Regions from separate parts of the Mus musculus genome. Here region 2 is linked to region 1. The links are chromatin contacts, found by POLR2A ChIA-PET in ENCODE. All regions are on one chromosome and are shown on one strand. Each heading gives the region's core, a stretch centred on a gene start or an enhancer-like site at or near the end of the contact. The rest is flanking DNA. Distances are from core to core; before and after follow the strand shown.

The links. ChIA-PET counts read pairs that join two places held with the same protein, here RNA polymerase II (POLR2A).
Region 2: POLR2A ChIA-PET joins it to region 1 with 11 read pairs in Patski. The contact joins the promoter of Cdipt here to the promoter of Aldoa in region 1. POLR2A ChIA-PET finds 5 or more read pairs at or near these places in 4 of 5 experiments (Patski and embryonic stem cell).

The regions. Positions count from the first base shown.
Region 1 is chr7:126,797,643-126,801,106 of GRCm38, forward strand. It overlaps Aldoa (aldolase A, fructose-bisphosphate), which reads right to left and starts at 1,612. Exons shown (of 9, transcript NM_007438.4): 1 at 1,403-1,612; 2 at 2-134. The coding sequence starts at 113.
Region 2 is chr7:126,974,493-126,977,956 of GRCm38, forward strand. It overlaps Cdipt (CDP-diacylglycerol--inositol 3-phosphatidyltransferase (phosphatidylinositol synthase)), which reads left to right and starts at 1,966. Exons shown (of 6, transcript NM_026638.4): 1 at 1,966-2,314; 2 at 2,426-2,560. The coding sequence starts at 2,272. Cdiptos (CDIP transferase, opposite strand) reads right to left here and starts at 1,354. Exons shown (of 6, transcript NM_001362232.1): 1 at 1,334-1,354; 2 at 815-899; 3 at 448-592; 4 at 187-220; 5 at 1-18. The coding sequence starts at 895.

The DNA of each region.
Region 1 (3,464 bases), core at 362-2,861:
CCGGTGGACTCATCTGCAGCCAGGATGCCCTTGCCCGGAGCCACAATGCGGTGAGCGATGTCAGACAGCTCCTTCTTCTGCTCCGGGGTCAGTGCTGGGTATGGGTGGGGCATGGTGCCGGTGGCAGTGCTTTCCTGGGTGAGGGAGGCAGACAGAGACCAGCGCTTAGTTGGACCATCCCATGGTCTCCCCGGTAACAAAGCTTCCCTGGAGGCCAGGGCACTAGCCCCCACCTCCCCTGCCCCACTCCCTGAGGGTCCTGGGATACTTCCTGTCCCAGAGCTCTCCCCTACTCCCGACTTCCCTATACTAGACCTGCCTCTTCCTGTACCTTTCCTAACTCTGTCTGTTGCTGGGTGTTGCCCAGCTCAGAGTGGGGTTGCTCACTGGCAACTGGGGGAAAGGAAAAAGCCAGAGCCAGGGACAGGCGGGTCATGTTGAAGCTGGACCCATCTGGCCTGCGCGTTGCCATGGGTCACCTTGCCTAGAAACAAAATTGAACCGGGAATATTTTAGAATTTAAGGATCACGAATAGGGCAGAGAGCCTAATACCCTCATCTGAAAGAGCCCAAGAAAGAAATGATCTGTGCTCAAAGCCACATAGCAACCCAAAGGCGAGAGTTAAGAGAGAACCAAGATTTCCCGACTGAGGTGGGGGGGCCCCTTCTAATCCACCCAGGGCCGGCCCAGGCTTCAAGGACACCCCAAGGTCAGGCTTCTCTCTTCGTGATGGTTGCGGGGGAGGAGCTCGAGGAAAAGGATTAATTATTAGGAAAAACACAGGGCCATCAGAAGCACAGAAAAGGGGCTATGGAGCCCAGGTAGAACGAAACCTTTGCCTCCATACTGTTAGAAGGGGAGGGAAAGGATGTACGAGGCACGTGCACTTCTACGCTACAGCGGTTCCAGACTCAGAATCAAGGTCACAGATAAGGAAAGATAGTAAAGTGTTAATGGGCAACAGAGTACTGCAGCTGAGGAGTTTAGCCTTCTCTCCTGGGGCTCCCCCGAAAGGAAACCAATTTCCTCCACCCCATCGCGTAAATCCTGAGACGGTGTAAGAGCCGATCGCCCCCGTCTCCCCATCGCTTCTTGAGATCTCTTGAATAGGAAATGGGACCCTGATGCTTTGCATAGCGGAGAGTTTTTGCAAAAATAAAGAGGGGTCTGTTTTTCCACCTCATCTTGCTTCCTCCCCCGGCATGACTCAGCGCGCTGAGTTGCTGCGTGGCGCAGCGAACCGCCAGGGCGCAGGCCGGAGAACCCGGGCTGGGGGCAAGCGTGGGGGTAGAAAAAGGAGAAGTGAGGGGCCGTGGGGAAGACGGCTCTGCACTGCCCGCCACCGGCCCAAGATCCTAACCCCATAGACCCTTCCCCGAGCACGTGTCAAATGGCGCTCACCTGGCACAGGACGGGGTGGGTCTGCCTGGTACGCCGGTGGGTAGGCGAAAGGACTAAGGAGCGAACGCGGCTAGGGTCACCAGAACCTCGTTCTGCTGCGCGTTCCAAGAGAACGCAGCCTATTCAGCTGGGTTGGGGGGGACGGGAGGCGGGGCCCCGGACATTTAAAGGCGCCGCTCCGCCCTCTGCAGGTTTTTTCCCTTGCAGGGACGGGAACCGTCCAATTGAAGGTGGGCACTGTGCGCAGCACCGCCCCAAGATGCTCCGATAGGAGGCGGCACTGGGGAGGAGACAAGCGGCTAGAACACGATCCCTCCTCCGCCCCGCTAGGACGTGACTCGAGCCACATCCCGCAGGTCACCAGGCCCCCCCCCCCAACACCCCCCCCCCCAACCCCTGCCTGGCGCGCGCGCGAACATCGTGACTCAGCCGGAATGTGGGTTGGCGAAGAGTAGGGAGGGGGTCAGAGTGAGATGGTGGCTGGCCTCTCCTCCAAGACCCCTGGCTTCCGGCTGTGTAGTTGCAGCCTGACGTCACTGCTAAGAACGCAGAGCTTCGGAGCCTCCCTGCCTGCCTGCTTCGTCGCTTGACTAAAATGCAGGGCGCGTTCCATCTCTCCCTGGCCAGAGCACGGCGCAGCTGACATGGTACGCAGGCAAAACCTCCCAGAACTAGTGTGCCGGCCACATCGGAACTGAGTGGCGTATCCAGGCCTGGCGTTGCCTAGCAGATTGGCGGGAGGCACCACCCGCGAGCTAAACACACCCAGTTTGAGGAAATGACCGACAAGGACTGGCCCAAGCCAGACAGGTCTTTCCCGAACCTGATTTCCTTCTCCAAAATAAAAAAATCCGTCTCGGAGCTCTCTTGTCACCCTGTAACTCTCAGAGCACTCAGTTTCCTCAGGTCCCAATCCGCAACCCCCATTCCCATCCTGCAATCCGGATAGCGGCCCACCTGTGGCGCAGTGACAGAAGCCGCAGAGCCCGGTCAGCAGAGAGTGAGCCCGGCAGTCCAGGGCTGGGTTTTAAGGCAGCTCCTACTCCCCACCCCTCCCCTACACACCCCCGCACCAGTGTCCCAGACCTTCTCGGTAACCCCTGCCCTTTCCCCACCACGAATCCCGCGGCCGGGACCTATATTTAGGGAAACCTGAGGCTCCTGACATTCATCCCTGCGTGGGGGGTGAAGAAGAGGCAGCTTTGGTTTGCCTTGAGAGGAGGAGGTGCCACTGCTCACTCACCGGTCTTTAGAGGAACCTCTTCCTTGGAAATACAGTGAAATTAGTCAAGAAATCAGTCTCAGGTCCAGGATCTGTAAGGCAGAACAAGAAGGGAAAACATCTAGATATTGCCTCCCACTGCCTCCTCTGGTTCCCTCCTCCCTTGACTCTGGTGCCTGCTGGTGGTTGTACTTTTTTTTTTTTTCCAAAGGAGAGCAGATGCAGGCAGGATACTCACCTCTTAAAATAACCAGGAGTCTAAAGGCAGGGTGTGGCTGGCCATCCCTTTATCCTGATAGTCCAGGTTGGCAGAAACCTCCCACACTGTTGCCTGGGTGAGCAATGTCCTGCATCCTCACCCTCACATACAATAGTTTATCAGGGAAGGGAGAGGAAGAAAGGCAGGGGCACTGGCCAGAGCATCAGGCCCTTTTCAGCGGTCCAAGGGCTCTCAGAATCCTGCCTTTCAGAGAACTCAAGGTTCCCAGGTAATTAGGCTGGGCCTGCCATCCATAGCTCCAGTGCAGTAGCTCCAGTAATGATGTCCTGAGGATCATAGAGGGGGCCCTGGGGACTGGCCACTCCCCAAAGAACAACGTCCCCAGCCCCATCTTTCATCTGAGCTTGATCTCGAAACAGAGGCAGTTGAGGCTCTGGCAGTCTGGGAGCTGGCAGGCACAGGCACAGTCACACAGTGGGCAGCAGCCAGGGCATCGAGGGGCCCAACCCTAAAGGAGAAGAGAGAGGTGGGTAAGCAGAGGGGCTGAGGAGCACCCACCCACCAGCCCAGTGGGACGGAGAGACAAAGCACTGGAAAGGAAGCACCCTCCATGCTGAACA
Region 2 (3,464 bases), core at 716-3,215, 180 kb after region 1:
GTTCGATTTTTGTCAGAGCTGGAGATGACAGAAGACAACAGAATAGGCTGAGAATCAGGAACTGGAGCATCAGGAGGGAATAGAATAGAACTTCATGGTTGAAAACTTCCCCCTACCCTGCTGGGATGCTGTCAACCCTTGCTCTCTCCCCACAGGCTCCTGGGAGAAGGACAGAGCCTCACTCACCGGGTGTCAGTGCCTCGGGTCTTAGTGAAGAACACTGGAATTAGAGGCCCCAGTTAAAGGAACAACTTTCCCCATGTTTAGAAGAGTTGTGGCTAGAGCAGGTAGGGACAAGGGGGTTCCTGGGTAGTGACAATGAATGAGTTAGAAGTTAAGGGGCACTGTGCCTAGGATGGGCAAGGAGGCAGAAGATTCCTGGGGAGAGCAGCTATGGTTGGGAGTGAGTCAGGGACTGGTCTCTAGATGAAGAAGGAGAGCGTTCACCATGTCTAGATATCTGAGTCCCTTGGTCTTTTGTGTTCTTTTCCTTATTGGGCAGAGGACTCAAACGGGAGCGAGCAATAAACAGTGCTTCGTCTGTAAGTTCTGTGCTGATTCGGGTCAGGAATTCTTCAGAGCAGGATAATTTCTGAAAAGGAAGTTAGAATTCAGTCTGCAAATTCCCATTGGTCTGGTGTCTTCCAGGCTGCAGGCTCTGGCTTGGGAAACTGGTATTAGAAGGCCCTAGACCTGGAAAGCTGTCTGTGGGGCCTTAGGGTTAAGGCTCAAGGCTAAGGCTCAAGGCTCATGGCTCAGACAGGGCTCCCTGCCTGGCTCTTCCCATCTCCTTCACTTTTCCATTGTCGTTTACCTGCCCTCCACCTAAGGAGGCGGCAGCTTGAGATGACCTGATGTCCTTTTTGTCCCCACTCCTGGCAGATGTGGATGCCATCCTCCTGGAAACGAAGTTTTTGTTAGACTGAGAAGCCAACCCACACCCCCTCAGATTCCGCCTCACTCCACTCCCGGGGCCCCAGATTTATTTAGTCCATAACTATAGCTCAAACATCCTACTGACTCAGTTCTGTCCTTGAAAAAATTGGTTGTTTTGCCTACTAAGTTGAAGGGAGGGGCTCTCAGAACAACTCCCTTCCCTATTCCCTCCAGAGCCCTTCTTCCTCCTTTTCTGCCAAGGCACTTCCTTAGGCAAGACAGCCAACATGCAGTCCCCGACCCGGCTAATTGGTTGAAATCTTAGGGTACTCGGCAGGAGGGGGGACGGAAAGTTCTAAGGGGACCCTATGATGGGCCTCAGGGGATTGGGAGTCCGGGAAAGAAGGTTGGGAAGAGGGAGAGCCAGGGAAGTGCTGCTCCGGATTGCTATAAAGACCTAAATGTTTACGGAAGTTCTATGGTTCCGTTGCTAGGAGACTAGAGGTTCTAGAACTAAGGACAATGTCCTAGTGTGCCATACTGGCTCTCCTGATTCCTTCTTGGAGGCGGTGACCCCAGAGTTATATCAAGGCATTTAGGAGATGGAAAGGCGTTAGGGTGGAACTTGGGCTCTAATCCTCCCACCACCAGGGCGGCGCTAGAAGCAAGCGGCAGGCATGCTCGGAGCCTCTCTAGCCACCTCTTCCCAGCCTGGGTCCCGGAGAGCGACGAGGATCGCAAGCGTCGCGGGCGGGGAAGCGATGTGGGCTGTACTAAGTCACCCAATCTCTTGGGGAGGCGCAGACTCGGGACGGAGTAATCTCTACGCCTTACGGTTGCCTCCAGGAGTTTACGCCCTCTGTGAAATGCAAAATGCAGATTCCCTCTCAGGTCTCTTCTGCTGCTCCCTTTCCAGTTTCTTCCTTTGCGGCTGGCTCTCGAGTCTCTCCCCTCCCCTGTGCGTTGGTACGAGCCGAAGCCTAGGGGCCCCGGCAGGAAAAGGAAGCAGGCCGGCCTTAAAGGGACCTCAGCCATTATTTATTTAATTAATTTATTTATATTTAAAAGCCGCTCTCTCCTTCTTCCGATGTTCTTAACGTCCCGGACAGAAGAGTAGGCTCCAGAAGCCAGGCGCAGCGGAGCTGCGGAGCCCGCTGCTGGAGACGTCAGCTCCTGCCCATCGGAAGGCCAGGTGTGCGTGAGCTGTGCCCAGGGGTGTCCCGCACCCCGGCGCCCTGCGGGCTCTAACAGCTGGGATTGCCCGGGGGAACTGGGCCCAGGGCTCAGGTGGAGCGGCTGATGCCCGGAGCTGAAAGGTGAGACCACGCTGGTAAGGCTGGTACCAAGACCTTGCCCCTCCAGACCTGGGCCGAGACGACAAGGGGAGCCGCCAAGATGCCAGAGGAAAATATCTTCCTGTTCGTGCCTAACCTTATCGGTGAGTGCTGCCTGCGGCCCCAAAACCAGCGGGGTGGGGGTGGGGAGGGGCGCGAGAAACCCTAAGCTGGCTCCCCAATCACACCCTGTACCTCTCCCATCCCATCCCAAGGTTATGCCCGGATTGTCTTCGCCATCATTTCCTTCTACTTTATGCCCTGCTGCCCCTTCACGGCCTCCTCCTTCTATCTACTCAGCGGACTCCTAGACGCTTTCGATGGACACGCAGCTCGAGCCCTTAATCAAGGTGACAGAACTTTACCACCACCAGCACTAACTGGGGTCCCAACATCCTCTGTCCTTTCCCTGCTTTCTCAGAACCTCGTTGAGAGCTGCCTAGGATATAAGCTTGCTCTTGATGATTGATCTCTGTTTGGGATGGGTGTGGAAGACCTAGACCCTGCATAGCTGTGAGCATGGAATTCCATTCGGGTGTGGCATAATGGCTCATGCTTGTAATGCCAGCACTGATAAGGTAGGTAGATTGCTCCAAGTCAGAAGTCATATTGAGTACCACGTGAGCCAGGACTACACAGTAAAATCCTGCAAAAATAAGTGATTGGGGCTGAAGGCTAAGTTTGTTCTCAGAGGTTAAGACTGCTTACTGCTGCCTGGCGGTGGTGGCGCACGCCTTTAATCCCAGCACTTGGGAGGCAGAGGCAGGCAGATTTCTGAGTTTGAGGCCAGCCTGGTCTACAAAGTGAGTTCCAGGACAGCCAGGGCTATACAGAGAAACCCTGTCTCAAAAACAAACAAACAAAGCAAACAAAACAAACAACAACAACAAAACCGAAAGAATGCTTACTGTTCTTCTAGAGGACCTAGATTTGATTCCCAGAACCAACATGATGGCTTACAACCACCAGTTCCAAGGAATCAATGTCCTCTTCAGGCTATATATATATATGTGTGTGTGTGTGTGTGTGTATATATATATATATACGCTGATAGACACTGAGACCATAGAAGATAAATAAACTTTTAAAAATGTAAGTAAATAACAAAGTTCCATTCAACAGGTGTTTACTAGGTAGTTGCTAGGCACAAACATTCGGGATTCTGGAAGAGAGGTTGGTGCCCGGTGGGAGGAAAGCAGATGATGTTTGGAGCTCTGACTTAATTTTGTAATCGAGTTCCCCAGACCCACTTCT